Regions from separate parts of the Homo sapiens genome. Here region 2 is linked to region 1. Evidence: read pairs that join two places in POLR2A ChIA-PET (ENCODE). Cell type or tissue: K562. All regions are shown on one strand. Each heading gives the region's core, and the rest is flanking DNA. Links, peaks and the distances in the headings are about the cores only. Region 1 holds the start of GATA1 (GATA binding protein 1). Region 2 overlaps LOC124905186 (a long non-coding RNA gene).

Evidence for each region. ChIA-PET counts read pairs that join two places held together with the same protein. Peaks named below come from ENCODE experiments on the same cell type or tissue, not always from the same donor. Only the 100,000 strongest peaks of a DNase experiment are listed, where the experiment ranks them.
Region 2: POLR2A ChIA-PET joins it to region 1 with 5 read pairs; 2 of 35 experiments call an interaction of 5 or more read pairs at or near these places.

Annotation. Positions count from the first base shown.
Region 1 is chrX:48,778,052-48,787,859 of GRCh38, forward strand. GATA1 (GATA binding protein 1) reads left to right here and starts at 8,539. Exons shown (of 6, transcript NM_002049.4): 1 at 8,539-8,594. RefSeq lists an enhancer at 4,613-5,341 and cis regulatory regions at 4,686-5,266, 4,746-5,246, 4,913-5,034, 6,566-7,226, 7,666-8,786. In K562, for the core only: no CTCF peak of the experiment used is centred there; a DNase peak (open chromatin) is centred at 4,980; H3K4me3 peaks cover 946 bases.
Region 2 is chrX:48,649,874-48,659,681 of GRCh38, forward strand. The region is part of intron 1 of LOC124905186 (a long non-coding RNA gene); the gene reads left to right. Among named protein-coding and RNA genes, the nearest start is that of WAS, 29 kb to the right of the region's middle. In K562, for the core only: no CTCF peak of the experiment used is centred there; no DNase peak of the experiment used is centred there.

The DNA.
Region 1 (9,808 bases), core at 2,041-7,040:
GGTCAACTAATGAAAATCAATCAATATAATGCATCATATTAACATAATAAAGAACAAACACCACATGATCTTTTCAGGAGATGCAGAAAAAACATTTGACAAAATTCAACATTCCTTCATGATAAAAACACTCAACAAACTAGGAATAGAAGAGAACTTCCTCAACCTGATAAAGGACATCCACAAAAAACCCACAGCTAAGATCATACTTAATGGTGAAAGTTGGAAAGGAACAACACAAGGATGCCCCTTCTTACCATGTCTTTTCAACACTGTATTGGATGCTCTACCTGGGGCATTAGGCAACAAAAAGAAATAAAACGTATCCATATTGGAAAGGAAGAAGTAAAACTATCCCTATATGCAGATGACATGATCTTATACATAGAAAATGTTAAGGAATCCACCACGAAACCATTAGAGCCCCATTAGTGCATAACCATTAGAGCAAGGTTGCAGGATATAAGATTTTGTATCATATATGCTAGCAATTAACAATCCAAAAGTGAAATTAAGAAAACTATTCCATTTACAATAGCTTCAAAATGAATAAAATACTTAGTAATAAAATGAATGAAAGAAGGGTAAGACTTATACACTGAAAACCATAAAATATTATTGAAAGAACTTAAAGAAGACCTAAATAAATGGAAAGACATCACATGTTCATGGATTGGAAGACTTTATAGTGTTAAGATGGCAATACTCCCCAAATTGATCTACAGACTTGATGCAATCCCTATCAGAATCCCAGCTTGCTTCTTTGCAGAACTGACAAGCTGATTCACATGGGAGTGCTAGGGGCCCAAAATACAACAATCTTGAAAAAGAAAAACAAAGTTAGAGGACTCACACCTTCCAGTTTAAAAACTTACTATACAGCTACAGTAATCAAGACCATGTGCTACTGGCATAAAAACATACATATAAATTAACGAAATAGAATTGAAAGTCCAGAAATAAATTCATACATTATAGGCAACTGATTTTTTTGAGACAGGGACTTGCTCTGTTGCCCAGTCACAAACATAGCTCACTGCAGCCTCAAACTCCTGGGCTAAGCGATACTCCCACATCAGCCTCCCAAGTAGCTGGGACTACAGGCATGCACCACTGTGCTCAGCTAATTTTTAAAAAACTTTTTGTAGAGACAGGGTCTCAATGTGTTGGACAGGCTGAACTCCTGGGTTCAAGTGATCCTCCCACGTTGGCCTCCCAAAATGCTGGGATTACAGGTGTGAGCCACTGTGTCCAGCTAGCAATTGATTTTTGACAAGTGTACCAAGACCATTCAATGGGGAAAGAATGCTCCTTTCAACAAATGGTGCTGAGACAGCTGAGTATCCACATGCAAAAGAATAAAGTGGGACCCCTTCCTCATACCATATACAAAAAACAACTCAAAACAGATCAAAGACCTAAATGTAAGAGCTAAAACGATAAAACTTTTAGAACGGGGGTCCCCAACCTCCAGGCCACAAACCCATCTGTGGTCTCTTAGAAACTGGGCCACACAGCAGGAGGTGAGCTGCGGCTTGCTGCCATTCATGAAGCTGAGCCCGCCTCCTGTCAAATCAGCTGCAGCATTAGATTCTCTTAGGAGCTCAAACCCTATTGTGAACTGTGCATGCGAGGGATTTAGGTTGTGCACTCCTTATGAGACTCTAATGTAACGCGCTTGAATCATCCTGAAAACATCCCCACTTCTGTGGAAAAAAATTGTCTTCCATGAAACTGGTCCCTGGTGCCAAAAAGTTGGGGACCGCTGCTTTAGAAGAAAACAGGCTTAAGTCTTTGTGACCTTGGATTAGGCAATGGTTTCTTAGACGTGACATCTAAAGCATAAGCAGCCAAAGAAAAATAGACACACTGGAGTTCATCAAAACTATAAGCTTTCTGGCTGGACGCAGTGGCTCACGCCTGTAATCTCACCACTTTGTGAGGCTGAGGTGAGTGGATTGCTTGAGCCCAGGAGCTCAAGACCAGCCTAGGCAACATGGTGAAACCCCATCTCTGCAAAAAATACAAAAATTAGCCAGGAACGGTGGCATGCAACTGTAGTCCCAGCTACTTGGGGGACTGAGGCAGGAGGATCACTTGAGCCTGGGGGGTCAAGGCCTCGGTGAGCCACGTTCACCCCCACTGCACTGCAGCCTGGGTGACAAAGTGAGAACCTGTCTCAAAAAAAAAAAAAGTGAAAAGACAACCTACAGAAGACAATATTTGAAAATCACATATCTAAAAAGAGTCTAGTATCCAGAATACATAAAGAACTCTTACTACTCAACAATAAAAGGACAAATAACCCAATTCAAAATGGGCAAAGGATTTAAATAAACACTTCTCCAAAGAAGATAAATGGGCTGGGCACGGTGGCTCATGCCTGTAATCCCAGCATTTTGGGAGACTGAGGCGGATGGATCACTTGTGGTCAGGAGTTCGAGACTGGCCTGGCCAACATAGTGAAACCCCATCTCTCCTAATAATACAAAAATTAGCCAGGCATGGTGGCGGGTGCCTGTAATCCCAGCTACTCAGGAGACTGAGGCAGGATAATCACTTGAACCCAGCAGGTGGAGGCTGCAGTGAGCCAAGATCGTGCCACTGCACTCCAGCCTGGGTGACAGAGCAAGACTACATCTCAAAAAAAAAAAAAAAAAAAAAAAGAAGATAGATGACCAACAAGTTTATGAAAATATGCTCAACATCAGTGGTCACAGGGAAATGCAAATCAAAACCATAACAAGACACCACTTCACACCCACACCCAGTAGGATGGCTAGAATCAAAAAGAGGGACAATAAAAAGTGTTGGAGGCCAGGCATGGTAGCCTGTAATTCCAGCACTTTGCAAGGCCAAGGCAGGCAGATTGCTTGAGCCCAGTAGTTTGAGACTAGCGTAGGCAACGTGGCGAAAATCCCATCTCTACGAAAAATTAACAAAAATTTAGCTGGGTGTGATGGCATGCACCTGTAGTCCTGGCTACTCAGGAGGTTGAGGTGGGAGGATCACTTGAACCCAGGAGGTTGAGGCTGCAGTGAGCAGAGATCATGTCACTGTACTCCAGCCTGGGGAACAGAGTGAGACCCTGCCAAACAAAAGAAAAAAGAAAAAAAAGAAAAAAGAAAGAAAGAAAGAAAGAGAGAGAGAGAGAGAGAGAGAAAGAAAGAAAGAAAGAAAGAAAGAAAGAAAGAAAGAAAGAAAGAAAGAAGAAAGAAAAGAAAAGAAAAGAAAAGAAAGAAAGAAAGAAAGAAAGAAAGGAGTGTTGGAGAGAATGTGGTTAAATTTAAATTTGAATCCCCATATGGCAGCTGTGGAGAACACTTGCAGTTCCTCAGAAAGTTAAACATAGAATTACCATATCACCCCGCAATTCCATTCCTAGTTATATACCCAAGAAAACGAAAAACATATGTCCACATAAAAACTTTCACATGAATGTTCATAGCAGCATTATTTGTGATAGCCAAGAGTCCATCAATGGGTGAATGGATAAGCATAATGTGGCATTTCTTTTTCCTTTTATCTTTTGAGACAGGGTCTCACTCTGTTGCCCAGGCTGGAGTGCAGTGGTGCAATCATGGCTCACTGCAGCCTCAACTTGCTGATCCTCCCACCTGAGCCCCCCAAGTAGCTGGGACCACAGGCATGCACCACCACACCCGGCTAATTTTTCTTTTTTGTAGACACGTGTTCTTGCTACGCTGCCCAGGCTGGTCTCGAACTCCTGGGCTCAAGCAATCCACCCACCTCAACCTCCCAAAGTGCTGAGATTACAGGTGTGAGCCACCGCATCCTAGCTATAATGTAGTAGGTATTTTCATACAAAGGAATATTATTCAGTCATGAAAATGAATGAAGTACTGATACATGCTACAATATGAATGAACCTTAAAAAACTTATGTGAAGTAAAAGAAGGCAGTTACAAAAGGCCACATATTATATGACTGCATTTATATGAAATGTCCAAAACAGACAAATTCATAGAGACAAAGAGATTTGTGATGGCCCGGGGATGGGAGGAGAGGGAAATGGAATGGGAGGGTGTATGTTAATAGATATAGGGTTCCTTTTGGGGGTGATGAAAATGTTCTGGAATTAGGTAGTGGATAGTTACACAACCTCGTGATATACTAATCGCTTTGCTATACATTTTAAGAGTGAATTTTATGGTTAAGAGCAAATTTTATGGTATGTGAATTATGTCTCAATAAACAGAAAAAGAAAAAAAAGAATGAACTATTGATACACACGACAATGTGGAAGAATGTCACAGACATTATGCTGAGCAAAAGCAGCACATACTGTATGATGTGCTTCCATTTCCATGAAGTGCAAAAACAGGCCAAAAAAACCCCAGGTATCATATGGTGTTTATGGGTACCAACATATGGAGTGATGGAGTAAAAATACTCATGAGGAAGATAAACACCAAGCTCAAGGCAGTAGAAGGAGAGAGGGAAATGGAATCAGTACAAGAGCATCTGTAATATCGCATATCCTTTAAAAACAATCTGAAGTCAATAAGGCAAAATATTAATGTTTGACAAAAGTAGATGCTTGTTACAGCACCCTTTATACTTTCCATTTTTTAAAACAGTCAACCAACAGTTTGTTTCTGAGGGCAAACGCTTGACTCCTTAACCAGGCTTTGGTTGACATTTGCCTTGGTGCTTTTGACACCACAGTCTGTCAGGCTCTGTCCCCACCCTGATGGGCTCCACAGTACAGAAGAGGCACAAACAGTACAAATGCCATGGGGCCTGGACCAAGCAGGGGCTCTAGAACCCCAGAAGATGCCAGGAGGGAGTGAGCCAGTCAGGGAAGGCTTCCGAGAAGAGAGGACATTGAAGAAGAGTCTCAAACTTAGGCCTGACGGAGAAGACGCGCGGCCAGGACACCCCACCCCCGCCCTCGTCTCCCCCAAAGCCTGATCTGGCCCCACTGATTCCCTTATCTGCCCACTCCCAGCTGCCTCCTTGCTGGCTGAACTGTCGCCGCAGACTTCTGAGCCTGCGCCCCCTCCACGGGGATGGGGGAGGGAATGGGGTGAGGCCTGGCCTCACAGCCTCGGGGTTTCCAGCTCTTGCTGGAGGCAGGGCTCTGGGGCGCCCTACTCCTCACCCTTGGCTTCTCTTCCTGAGCGCTCTGTGCTCTCCAGAAATGAAGAAATGGGGTGAGTCCAGCGGCCAAACCCTTGTCTTAGCTCTTAGACATGCCTCGAGCCTGCCATTCCCTGTGAGGACAGATTTCCCTATGTTGCGACCGCTGCTTCTAATAATAATAATGATGATGATAATTCCCATTTACAGAGCACACCATTTATGGTGTGCCAGCAGGCCCTGTGCTGAGTGGTTCCTACCCACGTGGGGGGCTAGGACTTTACCCGTTTTCCAGATGAAGAAACTGAGGCTCAGAGGGCGTCTGGCCCAGGAATCACACAGCAAATCACACAGCAAATCAGAGTTGAGACAAGAACCCAGGGCCCTGGAGGAACATCTTCATTTCCACACACCTATGTAGAACCAGTCTGGAGGTGAGGGCAATTATACACACTTGCACCACAAGGAGCTGGTGAGAATGCGATAGAATTATGGGTGGAGAGCGCTTAGCACAGTGCCTGGGGTCACTCAGCAAATAATGCCGCTGCTGTTATTATTAGTCTATTAATGCTATTATTAATATCAGAATTAAACAAGCCTCGGCAACATAGCGAGACTTCATCTCTATTGAAAAAAAATTTTTTGCTGGGTGTGGTGGCATGCACCTGAAGTCCCAGCTCCTCAGGAGGTTGAGGTGGGAGGATCACTTGAGCCCAGGAGGTGGAGGCTGCAGTGAGCCAAGATTGTCACTGCACTCCAGCCTGAGTGACATAGTGAGACACTGTCCCCAAAAAATATTTAGTACGTATCATTATCACTATTGTTGTTAGAATTAGAATAGTTTTAGAATTAGTGTTAGTATTAATAATAGTATTAGTGTTAGATTAAAATTAGTATTAGCATTAGATGAGTATTACTATGAAAATTAGTATGTCCTCATAGAAGTAGAGAGTAGAATAGTGGTTACCAGCAGATGGGAGGGTAGGAGGCAGGGAGGGATGGGGAGAGGCTGTCAATGGGTACAAAGCTACAGTTAGATAGGAGGCATAAGTTCTGGTGTTCTAATGCATAGTACAATGACTAGAGTCAACAATAAATGTATATTTCAAAATAGCTGAAAGAGGCGTTCTCGAATGTTCTCATCACAAAGAAAAGATAAATGTTTAAGGTGATGAATATGCTAATTACCTTGATTTGATCACTACACAATGTATACATGTAACAAAACATCATGTTTTACCCCATATATATGTACAACTATTATGTGTCAATCATAAATTTAAAGAAATAAAATTAGTTTTAGTGTCAGTATCAATATTACAATATTGGTATTACTCTTAGTGTCAGCATATTATTAGCATTAGTACTATAAGTAGTAGTAGGGTTAGAAAGGGCTATGTACTCTCCCTTGTATGCAGTAGGTACTCAATAAATAAATAGGGGTACTTAATATTTATTGAGATTTCAGATTCAAGTAAGTTAAGATCATGTAACATGGGTTAAAACTCATTTAGTCTCCCCAGTCACTGCATGGAGTGGCTTATTGGGGTATATTATTACCCCATTTTTACAGATGAGGAGCTAAATTCCAGAGGGGATGGTAACTCTCCCAAGGTCACCTGATCCATTAGTGGTTAGGGCAGTCTATGAACGAGGATGAGCTGGCTCTAGAGACCATCTCCTGAAACCACTGCCACTTAAGTCAGAGGTGTCTTTGTATTCGTTCTCCTTATTACTGATGAGGGTTCAGCATGGGGCGTGGCACACCAGCAGGAGCTCAATAAATAGGAATTCATGGGCTTGCTCTCTTTCCTCCTCAAATCTCCCATTGCATATGAGGACACTGAGGCTCAGAGGAGTGAGATAAGAATGGTAAGATCCCTCCAGGGTGGGCCAGTGGGCAAGCTGACCCCACTGACCTGGGGCTCCACCCTTGGCCTCTGCCCTTTGTAGGTCTCAGTCTCCCCATCTGTAGACTAGGTGGGCAGGACAGCTCCTTGTCCCACGTGTGCATGTGTGTCAGATGCTTTCATATAGAAAAAGTGCTCAGGTTAGGTACAAGTCTATGTGAGGTCTATGAGACACTGTGGTTGTTGTCATTAATATTTGGAGGAGGTGGGGCAGGGCAAGAGTGTGGGGACTGGGGTGCGGAGGCCTAGCCACATTCTGGTTGTCCCCTGCTGAGGGCTGAGGGCAGAGCCACAGGCTACATCAATCCACATCCTCCCATCCTACCTGCATGGGCACCACATGCCCAGGGTGTGATCCAGTCTGCCTGGACCTTCTTCTGAGTCTGTCTCTGAATATCCCTCTGTCTCTGTCTCCCTTCTCAGTTCTCCACTTCTGTCTTTGGCCTCTTTCCCTTTCAGGTTTTATCTGTCACTTCTGTCCATCTCTGTCTCTCATTCTCTCTTTGCCTCTCTCTATATGTCTTTAATGGTCTCTGGTTCTCCCCGGGTGTCTCGCCCTCTTTGTCTCTCCTTTTCTTTTGTGCCCTCTCTCTGCCTCTTTCCACGTCTGTCTCCTTCTCTATTCATCTCTGTCACTCTCTTTCTCCCCATTTCCATCTCTCTCCGCCTATCTCTGTTTTTGTTTGTCTCTCTGCCTCTGTCTCTCCCACTCCACCCCTTTCCTTTCCTACCCTATACCACTCCTCGAGGAATCATCCCTGGCTCCCACCTCAGTTTCCCGCCTCCAAGGCAGCATGGCGGGCAAGAAGTTGAGGCCACTGTCCCTGGGTGTTCCTACCCCCACACCCTCACCCCAAGACAGCCTGTTACTGCGGCGCCAACAGCCACGGTCGCCTACATCTGATAAGACTTATCTGCTGCCCCAGGGCAGGCCGGAGCTGGCGTAAGCCCCAGTGGGGCGCTAAGTGAGTGTGCCCCTGCCTCCCGCCAGCACTGGCCTGGCCTGCAGGCTTAGCCTGGGTCATCAAGGTATCCCACAGGCTCTAGTTCAAATCCAGCAGAACCTCTCTGAGCCTCACTCTTCTCACCTGCAAAATGGGTACAGCCACATCCCTTCTCTCCCTGCAGCCAGGAAGACGCACATACACAGGAGTCTAGCCCACACCGGCCCCGCACAAATTAAGGGCTTTACTCTCTGAAAAGCCCAGTGAAGTCATGAAACCATATCTGCTATTTTCATTTATCTTGGTTTCAGCCTATTTTGCTTGTCTGGACACTACAGTCCACGGGAGCCTAGGTCGAGCGAGGTCCAAGAATCCCCAGGGTGGGCAGGGAGGGTGGAAGAGGGCCTCCAGTGCCCAAGAGGTGCCCCACAAGCATGGGACCCGCCCCCTCCCCTGGACTGCCCCACCCACTGGGGCACCAGCCACTCCCTGGGGAGGAGGGAGGAGGGAGAAGGGAGGGAGGGAGGGAGGGAGGAAGGGAGCCTCAAAGGCCAAGGCCAGCCAGGACACCCCCTGGGATCACACTGAGCTTGCCACATCCCCAAGGCGGCCGAACCCTCCGCAACCACCAGCCCAGGTCAGTCTCAGCCCCCAGAGAGCCCCCACCAAGGCAACCCTGGGCCTGCTGCCCCTACCCTTATGCTTGCTCCAGGCTCCCCAACCCACAGCTGGTCCCCAAAGTGTCAGCCAGCCCTGAATCCCTTTACAGCTCCTCCAACCCACCTGTCTTTCCAACTCCCATTTCTACCCCAAATCTACCCCCTAAACCCCACCTCTTTCTGCCCTCTCATCCACTCCGTCCAAGATATCTATATCCTCTGGATCCCTTCACTTTGCTCGCTATACCCCTAGGTCTGTCTCCCCTAAACACTAACTCTGTCTCCCAAAACATGACTTTATCTCCCCAAATCCTTTCCCTGTCCCATATCTGATTTCCACTCACCCAAACTTGTCTCTGTCTCCCTGACTTCTCCTCCAAACCTCACTTTTCTGCTCCCAAACCCCTTATCTGCTCTACAACGCCTTGTCTTTGCCCCACTCTCTCTGAGCCCCCAAACCTGTCTCTGATCTGCCAAACCCTAGCTCCATCCTCTTACCACCATCTCTGCCTTTCAAACCCACTCTTTGTTCCCAATGACTTCTCTCTGATCTCCGCAAACCATTTATCTCTCCCAACTCCCTGCCTGCTCAGTAAAATATCTTTGTCACTTCAAACACCAAGTCAACTCCCCAAAATCTGTTCTGCCGCATGAACCCTCATGTCTGCCTTCCCCAAACCGTATCTCAGCCCTAAAACACATCTCATTGTCTCCCTGAATCTCTCCAGCTCCAAGCCTTTCTCTACTCCAATTCTATCTTGGCTTCTCAAACTCCCCTTTACTAGCCACATTCTGTCTGCCCAAACAGATCTTTGACTCCTAAACTCCATCTCTCCTCCAGAAAAACCCTTGAACTCCCCAGACTTTTCTATGACCCTCAGAATCTGACTCCCACACTACTTCTCAACTTTATTTCTGACTCTCAAACTTCGCCCCGATCCCCCAACCTCGTCTGTTTTCACAACCTATTCCTGAGCCCAAAATGTGTCTCTGAACTTCCAAGCTCGTCTCTGCTCCACAACCCCGCCCATATCTGCCTCCCCACAAACTCCATGGCTACACCCCAAACCTCTCTGACTTAACCCCATATCTGACCTTCAAATTCCACCTCTATCTCCCCCTAAGCCCCATATCTGCCCCCTAGACCTTATATCTGCTCCCTTCAGCCCGGTGAGACCCTCCCTTGAGGGCT
Region 2 (9,808 bases), core at 2,526-7,525, 130 kb before region 1:
ATAATTCAAGATGAGATTTGGGTGGGGACACAGCCAAACCTATCACTTAGTAATATGCATTTAAGTTTCCTCCATTTTTTTTTTTTTTTCTGAGACAGAGTCTCGCTCTGTCACCCAGGCTGGAGTGCAGTGGCGCGATCTCGGCTCTCTGCAACCTCCGCCTCCCGGGTTCAAGTGATTCTCCTGCCTCAGCTTCCTGAGTAGCTGGGATTACAGGCGTGTGCCACCACGCCCAGCTCATTTTTAGTAGAGATGGGGTTTCACCATGTTGGCCAGGCTGGTCTCAAACTCCTGACCTCAAGTGATCCACCTGCCTCCGCTTCCCAAAGTGCTAGGATTACAGGCATGAGCCACCGCGCCTGGCCTCTTCCATGTCTTTTTATGGCTTGGTAGCTCAGTTCTTTTTCTCACTGCATAATATTCCACTATCTGGATGTACCAGTTTATTTATCCACTCACCTACCAAAGGACATTTTGGTTGCTTCCATGTTTTTGCAATTATGAATAAAGCTGCTATAAACATTCCTGTGTGTAGATTTACGTGGGGACATAAGTTTTCAAGTCATTTGGGTAAATATCAAGGAATGCAATTACTGGATGGTATAGTAAGAGTATGTTTAGTTTTGTAAGAAGCCGCCAAACTGTCTTCCAAAGTGGCTGTGCCATTTTGCATTCTCATGAATGAGAGTTTCTGTTGCTCCACATCCTCGACAGCATTTGGTGTTGTCAGTGTGTTGTTTTCACCATTCTAATAGGTGTGTAGTGGCATCTCACTGTTGTTTTATTTTATTTTTTATTTTTTTAATTTTGAGACAGGGTTTCACTCTCGTTGCCCAGGCTGGAGTGCAATGGCGCGATCTTGACTCACCGCAACTTCCGCCTCCCAGGTTCAAGCAATTCTCCTGCCTCAGCCTCCCTAGTAGCTGGGATTACAGGCATGTGCCACCACGCCCAGCTAATTTTGTATTTTTAGTAGAGACGGGGTTTCTCCATGTTGGTCAGGCTGGTCTTGAACTCCTGACCTCAGGTGATCCGCCCGCCTTGGTCTCCCAAAGTGCTGGGATGACAGGCATGAGCCACTGCGCCCAGCCTAACTGTTGTTTTAATTTGCAAGTCTCTAATGACATATGATGTTGGGCATCTTCATATGCTTATTTGCCATCTGTCCACCTTCTTTGGTGAGGTGTCTATTCAGGTCTTTTGCCCATTTTTTAATCAGGTTGTTCATTTTCTTACCGTTGAGTTTTAAGAGCTCTTTGCAATTTTGGATAATAGTCATTTATCAGACACCTCTTTTGCAAATATTGTGGCTTGTCATTTCATTCACGTTTGTGGGGAGGGGGGAACGGAGTCTCACTCTGTCACCCAGGCTGGAGTGCAGTGGTGCAATCTCGGCTCACTGCAACCTCTGCCTCCTGGGTTCAAGCAATTCTCCTGCCTCAACCTCCAAGTAGCTGGGATTACAGGTGCACACTACCACACCTGGCTATCATCTCATTCTCTTGATCATCCTTTTTTCTTAAATTAAAAAGTGAGCAATTTCTTTGCAGTCAGAACAACATTTCTGTTGGCAGTGTGTGGTGGTAAAGAGGGGGACTCTGGAGTTAGCTTGGATTTGAATTCCAGTTCTGCCACTTATTAGCTGTGCCAGTTACTGAATGTCTCTGTGCTGCACTTTCCTCATCTTTAAAATGGGTATATGAGCTGGGCGTGGTGGCTCATGCCTGTAATCCCAGCACTCTGAGAGGCAGAGGTGGGTGGATTGCTTGAGGTCAGGAGTTCAAGACCAGCCTGGGCAACACGGCAAAATCCCGTCTCTACAAAAAATACAAAAATTAGCTGAGTGTGGTGGTGCACACCTGTAGTCTCAGCTACTTGGGGGACTGAGGTGGGAAGATCGCTTGGGCCCAGGAGGAGGAGGCTGCAGTGAGTGGAGATCGTGCCATTGCACTCCAGCCTGGGCGAGAGAGTGAGACTCTGTCTCCAAATTAAATAAAACAAGATGGAGATAAACCCGTACTCATAGGGTTGCTGTGAAAATTAGGTCAATTAATATAATTAGTATAAGAGATTTAAAACAGTTTCTGCAATATTTATTATTAAATTATTTGATTAGAACAAAAGATATAGTTTGCACAGTGGCAGAGACATGCATGAAAAGCAATGGTAGACATTTCTGACATGAAGGGCATGCCTTGGCAGCCTTTTAAGATCATTCTCCACTGAGCAGCAGCAGTTTCGTTTTAGAAGTCACATCAAAGCTACTTTGGCTTTTGCAAGGCGATTTCTGTGCATTATGCACAGAATGACATACCAACCTAAGAAAATTGATCTACTAGCAATTAGTGAGATGGAGCAGGAGAAGGAGCTAGCTTGCTATGGAAAAAGTGACAAAGAGATGGACTGAGTTGAGACACTTAGAGGTCTCTGACACTAACTGGCTGCCTCACTTTGTACAAATCACTTTATTCATCTGTTTCAGGCTTCCACTTGGTTTTGTTTTGTTTTTTGAGATAAGAGTCTTGCTCTGTCATCCAGGCTGGAGTGCAATGGCGTGATCTCGGCTCACTGCAATCTCTGCCTCCTGGGTTCAAACGATTCTCCTGCCTCAGCCTCCTGAGTAGCTGGAATTACAGGCATGCACCACCAGGCCCAGCTAATTTTTTTTTTTTTTTTAGTAGAGATGGGGTTTCACCATGTTGGCCAGGATGGTCTCGAACTCCTGACCTAAGGTGATCAGCCTGCCTGGGACTCCCAAAGTGCTGGGATTACAGGCGTGAGCTACCACGCCCGGCCCAGGTTTCCACTTTTGTTATGAAGGTGTTACAGTTATCAGGGCTGGGGATGGATATGCACATTAATCGTGTTTTTTAATTTTCTGTATTTCATGATGCTTTGACATCTTGGGGCCTTGCTAATCTTGGAGAGACTGTCCCTCCCAGGGCTAACTAATTCCTACAGAACTTGACTCTGAGCATGCTTTTGATATGCAAACCAACAATCATGAGACCATACCCAAACCACCTCCTTTTTCTAACTCTCACACACCAGCCAATATTCCCCCTCCAGGGCCAGGTACTGAACAACTAGGGGCCACCCTGTAGCCCACCAAAATCATTCAAACTATCCAGTCCTAAGGTTTCTCAGCTTGCCAATCCTGTCTCATCCATTCCTTCCCATAAAACCTACAATAAAGGCTCTGGGCCCATGCTTTCTCCTCACTCCTGACTCCTGACTGACCCTGGTGCCTCCCATGTGGCCCTTGCATGGCCATGGCTTGGCAAGCCCCCTCCTCTTGAGAACTGTGAGTAACAAACTATCTTTTCAATGGCAGTTGCCTTGTGATCTGCTGGGCTCACCATACCTCAATTTTTAAAGATTCTTGGTTATATTTTAAAACAATCTAACCCCAGGTGCTAACTCTGGTGGCTGCTTAATAGCTGTCCCAAGTGAGGGATGAGAAAAATCTTCAGGTTGAGTCAAAATATCAATGTCTGCCCTGAGCATGGGTTGTGAGGAATAAAGATGTGAGAGAAAGGGTTTGTCCTCCCTGACACAGATGATCTCTAGGGGCCCTTGCAGCTCTAATATCTAAGCATTTTAGAAAGTATTTTAAGGCCAGGCACAGTAGCTCATGCCTATAATCCCAGCACCTTGGGAGGCTGAGGTGGGCAGATCACTTGAGGTCGGGAGTTCGAGACCAGCCTGGGCAACATGGCAAAACCCCCATCTCTACTAAAAATACAAAAATTAGCCAGGCATGGTGCCACATGCCTGTAATCCCAGCTACTCGGGTGGCTGAGGCAGGAGAATCTCTTGAACCCAGGAGGTGGAGGCTGCAGTGAACTGAGATCACACCACTGCACTCCAGCCTGGGCAACAAAGCAAGACTCTGTCTCAAAAAAAAAAAAAAAAGAAAGAAAGGAAGAAGAGGAACAGGAGGGAGGAGGAGGGATCTGAGCTAGCACGCTCAGCCCCTTGCCAAGTGATACCCTGCACTGTCTCAGGACTCTTCAGAGTCCTCACCAGCAAAAAGTCCCCCACCAGATGCAGCCCCTTGACCTTAGACTTCTCAGCCCCCACAACTGTAAGAAAGAAATTCATTTCCTTTAAAATTACCCAGTTTCAGGTATTCTGTTATAAGCAACAGAAACTGGACTAAGACAGGAAAACACAAACATTCAGTCCATTGCCTTCCAACACCTGCCTGCCCCCGACAATTCATGTGCTTCTCACATGCAAACTACATTCAATTCCATCCAAACATCCCCCCAAATCTTAACTCATTCCAGTATGAACTCTAAAGTCTAAAGCCAAAAGTCTCATCTAAAGATCATCTAAATCAGGTATGGGTGAAACTCACCCTGAAGCAAAATTCCTCTTCAGCTGCTTAAAAGAAACCAAAGTATTTGCTTCCAAAATACAATGATGGGACACAAAGAGGGTCTATAAACATTCCCATTCCAAAAGGGAGAAACAGGGAAGGAGGACGGGGTGACAAGTCCCAAGCAAGTCCAAAACCTAGCAAGGGAAGTTCTGTGAGATCTTGAGACTCAGGTAATCCTCTTTGGCTTGAAGCTTTGCCTCCAGACCTACTGGGGTGTCAGTCCCTCATGCCAGACCCACTGAGGGGGCAATGTCACCCTCACAGTGAGAGACAGGACTAGCTGGATTTCCTAGGCTGACTAAGAATCCCTAAGCCTAGGTGGGAAGGTGACCGCAATCCACCTTTAAACACGGGGCTTGCAACTTAGCTCACACCCGACCAATCAGGGAGTAAAGAGAGCTCACTAAAATGCTAATTAGGCAAAAACAGGAGGTAAAGAAATAGCTAATCATCTATCACCTGAGAGCACAGCGGGAGGGACAATGATAGGGATATAAACCCAGGCATTCGAGCCCGCAACGGCTACCCTCTTTGGGTCTCCTCCCTTTGTATGGGAGCTCTGTTTTCACTCTATTAAATCTTGCAGCTGCACTCTCTTCTGGTCCGTGTTTGTTACGGCTCGAGCTGAGCTTTCACTTGCAGTCCACCACTGCTGTTTGCCGCCGTCGCAGACCCGCCATTGACTTCCATCCCTCCAGATCCGGCAGGGTGTCCGCTGTGCTCCTGATCCAGCAAGCCGTCCACTGCTGCTCCCGATCGGGCTAAAGGCTTGCCATTGTTCCTGCATGGCTAAGTGCCTGTGTTTGTCCTAATCGAGCTGAACACTAGTCACTGGGTTCCACGGTTCTCTTCCGTGACCCACGGCTTTTAATAGAGCTATAACACTCACGCATGGCCCAAGACTCCATTCCTTGGAATCCGTGAGGCCAAGAACCCCAGGTCAGAGAACCCGAGGCTTGCCACCATCTTGGAAGCAGCCCACCACCATCTTGGGAGCTCTGGAAGCAAGGACCCCCACCCCCCGGCCCGGTAACAACAGTTTGGCAGCACTCACTGCTCATGCTGTGGTTGTCAGGGCAGGAGTTGTAGCCTCAGGGCTCTGCTGGGAGCCTCCATCCCCACCGCTCTACTGGGCATTGGTCTCACCCTTTGAAATGGAGGTGGAGGCTGGGAGTGGTGGCTCACACCTGTAATCCCAGCACTTTGGGAGGCCAGGACAGGCCAGTCACAAGGTCAGGAGATCGAGACCATCCTGGCTAACAGGGTGAAACCCCGTCTCTACTAAAAATACAAAAAATTAGCTGGGCGTGGTGGTGGGCGCCTGTAGTCCCAGCTACTTGGGAGGCTGAGGTGGGAGAATGGCATGAACCTGGGAGGCGGAGTTTGCAGTGAGCCAAGATTGTGCCACTGCACTCCAGCCTGGATGACAGAGCGAGACTCTGTCTCAAAAAAAAAAAAAAAAAAGAAATGGAGGTGCAGGTAGTCCTATGCCCTAAGCCCATGTACTCTGGGCCTCTGATGGGACTGGTGACCTGGACGGTCTCTGAATCACCTTCAGGGTTCTTCTTCCCTTATCTTGAAGAACAGTGTGTGTTCACAGCCGAATAGTTCTATGGTTTGGTCCTATAGGATCTAAGAAGTTTAATCATCTTCCTTCATTTTGTCCCATTTTCTTTTTTTCTTTTTCTTTTTTTTTTTTGAGACAGAGTCTCCCTCTGTTGCCCAGCACCCAGGCTGGAGTGCAGTGGTGCAATCTCAGCTCACTGCAACCTCCGCCTCCTGGGTTCAAGTGATTCTCCTGCCTCAGCCTCCCAAGTAGCTGGGATTACAGGCGTGCACCACCGCACCCGGCTAATTTTTGTATTTTCAGTAGAGACAGGGTTTCACCATGTTGGTGAGGCTGGTCTTGAACTCCTGATCTCAGGTGATCCACCCGCCTCAGCATCCCAAAGTGTTGGGATTACAGGCATGAGCCACTGTGCCCAGCCATTTTGTCCCATTTTCTCTGTTTCCTTTAGTCCCAGTCAGCAGTGCCATTTCCAGTACAATCCCATCGCTATTGCTGTTTTGTTGAGATGGTTAATGAAGTCCACAGTTCACATTCACAGTAATCTCCTTGTCAAATAGTCCAGCAGATCCTTAGTGTTCTCTTCCAAACATGCTTTGTCATGTTTTGTAATATGGACAGGGACAGGCTGAGAATTTTCCAGACCCACTGAGGGAGCAATGTCACCCTCATAGCTTGGGTAAGTTTAAGTTCTGGTTCCTTTTTGCATAACAATTCTGTTTTCAATTCATATCTCTCTTCTCAAATTTGACTATAAGCAGTCAGGAGGAACCAAGCCTCTCCTTTCAACACTTTGCTTAGAGATCTCCTCAGCTAAATCTCCATTTCACTGTTCACAAGTCCTACCCTCTACAAAACACTAAAACGTAAACACAATTCAGCCAGGTTCTTTGCTACTTTATAACAAGGATCACCTTTTCTCCACTGTCCAATAACACGTTCCTCATTTCTACCTGAGACCACATCAGAACAGCCTTTAACCACCCATATTTCTACCACCAATCTGTTCATGATTACTTATGTATTCTTTAAGAAAGCAGAAGCTTTCTCTACAGCTCTCCTCATTTCTTTCTGACTGCTCATCAGAATCACCTTTAAAGGTCCATTCAATGGCAATATAGGATTTTTCTTTTTTTCCTTTTTCTTTTTTTTAGATGGAGTCTTGCTCTGTTGCCCAGGCTGGAGTGCAGTGGCGCAATCTTGGCTCACTGCAACCTCCACCTCCCTGGTTCAAGCAATTCTCCTGCCTCAGCCTCCTGAGTAGCTGAGATTACAGGTGTGCGCCACCACGCCCGGCTAATTTTTTTTTTTTTTTTTGTATTTTTAGTGGAGATGGGGTTTCACCGTGGTGGTCAAGTTGGTCTCAAACTCCTGACCTCATAATCCATCCACCTCGGCCTCCCAAAGTGCTGGGATTACAGGTGTGAGCCACCGCACCTGGTGGCAATATAGGATTTTTCTAGCGCATGCACCCAAATTTATGTCTTAGTCTGTTTTCTGTTGCTATAACAGAATACCACAGACCAGGTAATTTATAAAGAAAAGAAGCTCAGCCAGGTGCAGTGGCTCACACCTATAATCCCAGCACTTTGGGAGGCCAAGGTGGGTGGATCACTTGAGGTCAGGAGTTTGAGACCAGCCTGACTAACATGGTGAAACACCATCTCTACTAAAAATACAAAAATTAGCTGGGCCTGGTGATGAATGCGTGTAATCCCAGCTAGTCGGGAGGCTGAGGCAGGAGTATTGCTTGAACCTGGGAGGCAGAGGTTGCAGTGAGCAGAGATCGTGCCACTGCACTCCAGCCTGGGTGACAGAGTGAGATTCTGTCTCAAAAAAATAAAAAATAAAAATAATTTTAAAAAGAAGCTTAACAAGCTCACAGTTCTGGAGGCTGGGAAGTCTAAGAGCATGGTGCTAGCATCAGATGAGGCCTTCATGCTGCATCATCCCATCATGGGTAGACAGAATGGCAAGAGGGTGCATGCGAGAGACAGCTCACTTTTATAACAAAGCCACTCCCACAATAACAGCATTAGTCCATTCATGAAGGTGACAGCCCCATGACCTAATGTCTTCTTAAAGACCCCACCTCTCAATACTGTTACAATGGCAATTAAAGGTCAACATGAGTTTTGGAGGGAACATTCAAACCATGGCACTCTTCCAGCCTCTAGTCATTACAATTACAAGGCCACTTCCACATTTTTAGGTATTCGTTACATAGCACCCCTCACTTCTCAGTACCAATTTCTGTCTTAGTCAGTTCTGACTGGTATAACAAAGTGCCATAGACTGGGTGGCTTATAAACAACAGAAATTTCTCTCTTAACAGTTCTGGTTGGAAGTCTGACATTACGGTTCCAGCATGGTCAGGTTCTGGTAGGGATGCTGTTTAGGGTTGCTGACAGCTAAATTTTCATTGTATCCTCACATTGTGGAAAGAACTCTCTGGGGTCCCTTTTATTTATTTATTTATGTATTTATATTTTTCTGAGACAGAGTCTCACTCTGTCGTCCAGGCTGGACTGCAGTGGCACCATCTCCATTCACTGCAACCTCCGCCTCCTGGGTTCAAGCGATTCTCCTGCCTCAGCCTCCTGAGTAGCTGGGATTACAGGCAAACACCACTATGCCCAGCTAATTTTTGTATTTTTAGTAGAGACAGGGTTTCGCCATGTTGGCCAGGCTGGTCTTGAACTTCTGGCCTCAGGTGATCCACCTGCTTCGGCCTCCCACAGTGCTGGGATTACAGGCGTGTGCCACTGCGCCCAGCCTGGGGTCCCTTTCATAAGGGCACCAATCCCATTCATGAGGGCTCCACTGTCATGACTTAATCACCTCCCAAAGGTCCCACCTTCTAATACTATCACATTAGGGGTTAGGATATCAACATGTTTGGGGAGACACAAACATTCAGTCTATTGCACAGCCTTTTACCTTCTGCAAATAAAACTGCTTCCAGTATACCCAAAGCTGTACTAAAACCTCTTTTTTTTTTTTTTTTTTTCTGGTTTTCCTAGGCAGAGTATTTGTGTCCCTGGGTACTTGAGATTAGGGAGTGGTGATGACTCTTAAGGAGCATGCTGCCTTCAAGCATCTGTTTAACAAAGCACATCTTGCACCGCCCTTAATCCATTTAACCCTGAGTGGACACAGCACATGTTTCAGAGAGCACAGGGTTGGGGGGTAAGGTCACAGATCAACAGGATCCCAAGGCAGAAGAATTTTTCTTAGTACAGAACAAAATGAAAAGTCTCCCATGTCTACTTCTTTCTACACAGACACAGCAACCATCCGATTTCTCAATCTTTTCCCCACCTTTCCCCCTTTTCTATTCCACAAAACCGCCATTGTCATCATGGCCCGTTCTCAATGAGCTGTTGGGTACACCTCCCAGACGGGGTGGTGGCCGGGCAGAGGGGCTCCTCACTTCCCAGTAGGGGCGGCCGGGCAGAGGCGCCCCTCACCTCCCGGACGGGGCGGCTGGCCGGGCGGGGGGCTGACTCCCCCACCTCCCTCCCGGACGGGGCGGCTGGCCGGGCGGGGGGCTGACCCCCACACCTCCCTCCCGGACGGGGCGGCTGGCCGGGCGGGGGGCTGACCCCCCCACCTCCTTCCCGGCCACCTCCCTCCCGGATGGGGCGGCTGGCCGGGCAGAGGGGCTCCTCACTTCCCAGTAGGGGCGGCCGGGCAGAGGCGCCCCTCACCTCCCGGACAGGGCGGCTGGCCGGGCGGGGGGCTGACCCCCCACCTCCCTCCCGGACGGGACGGCTGGCCGGGCGGGGGGCTGACCCCCCACCTCCCTCCCGGACGGGACGGCTGGCCGGGCGGGGGGCTGACCCCCCCACCTC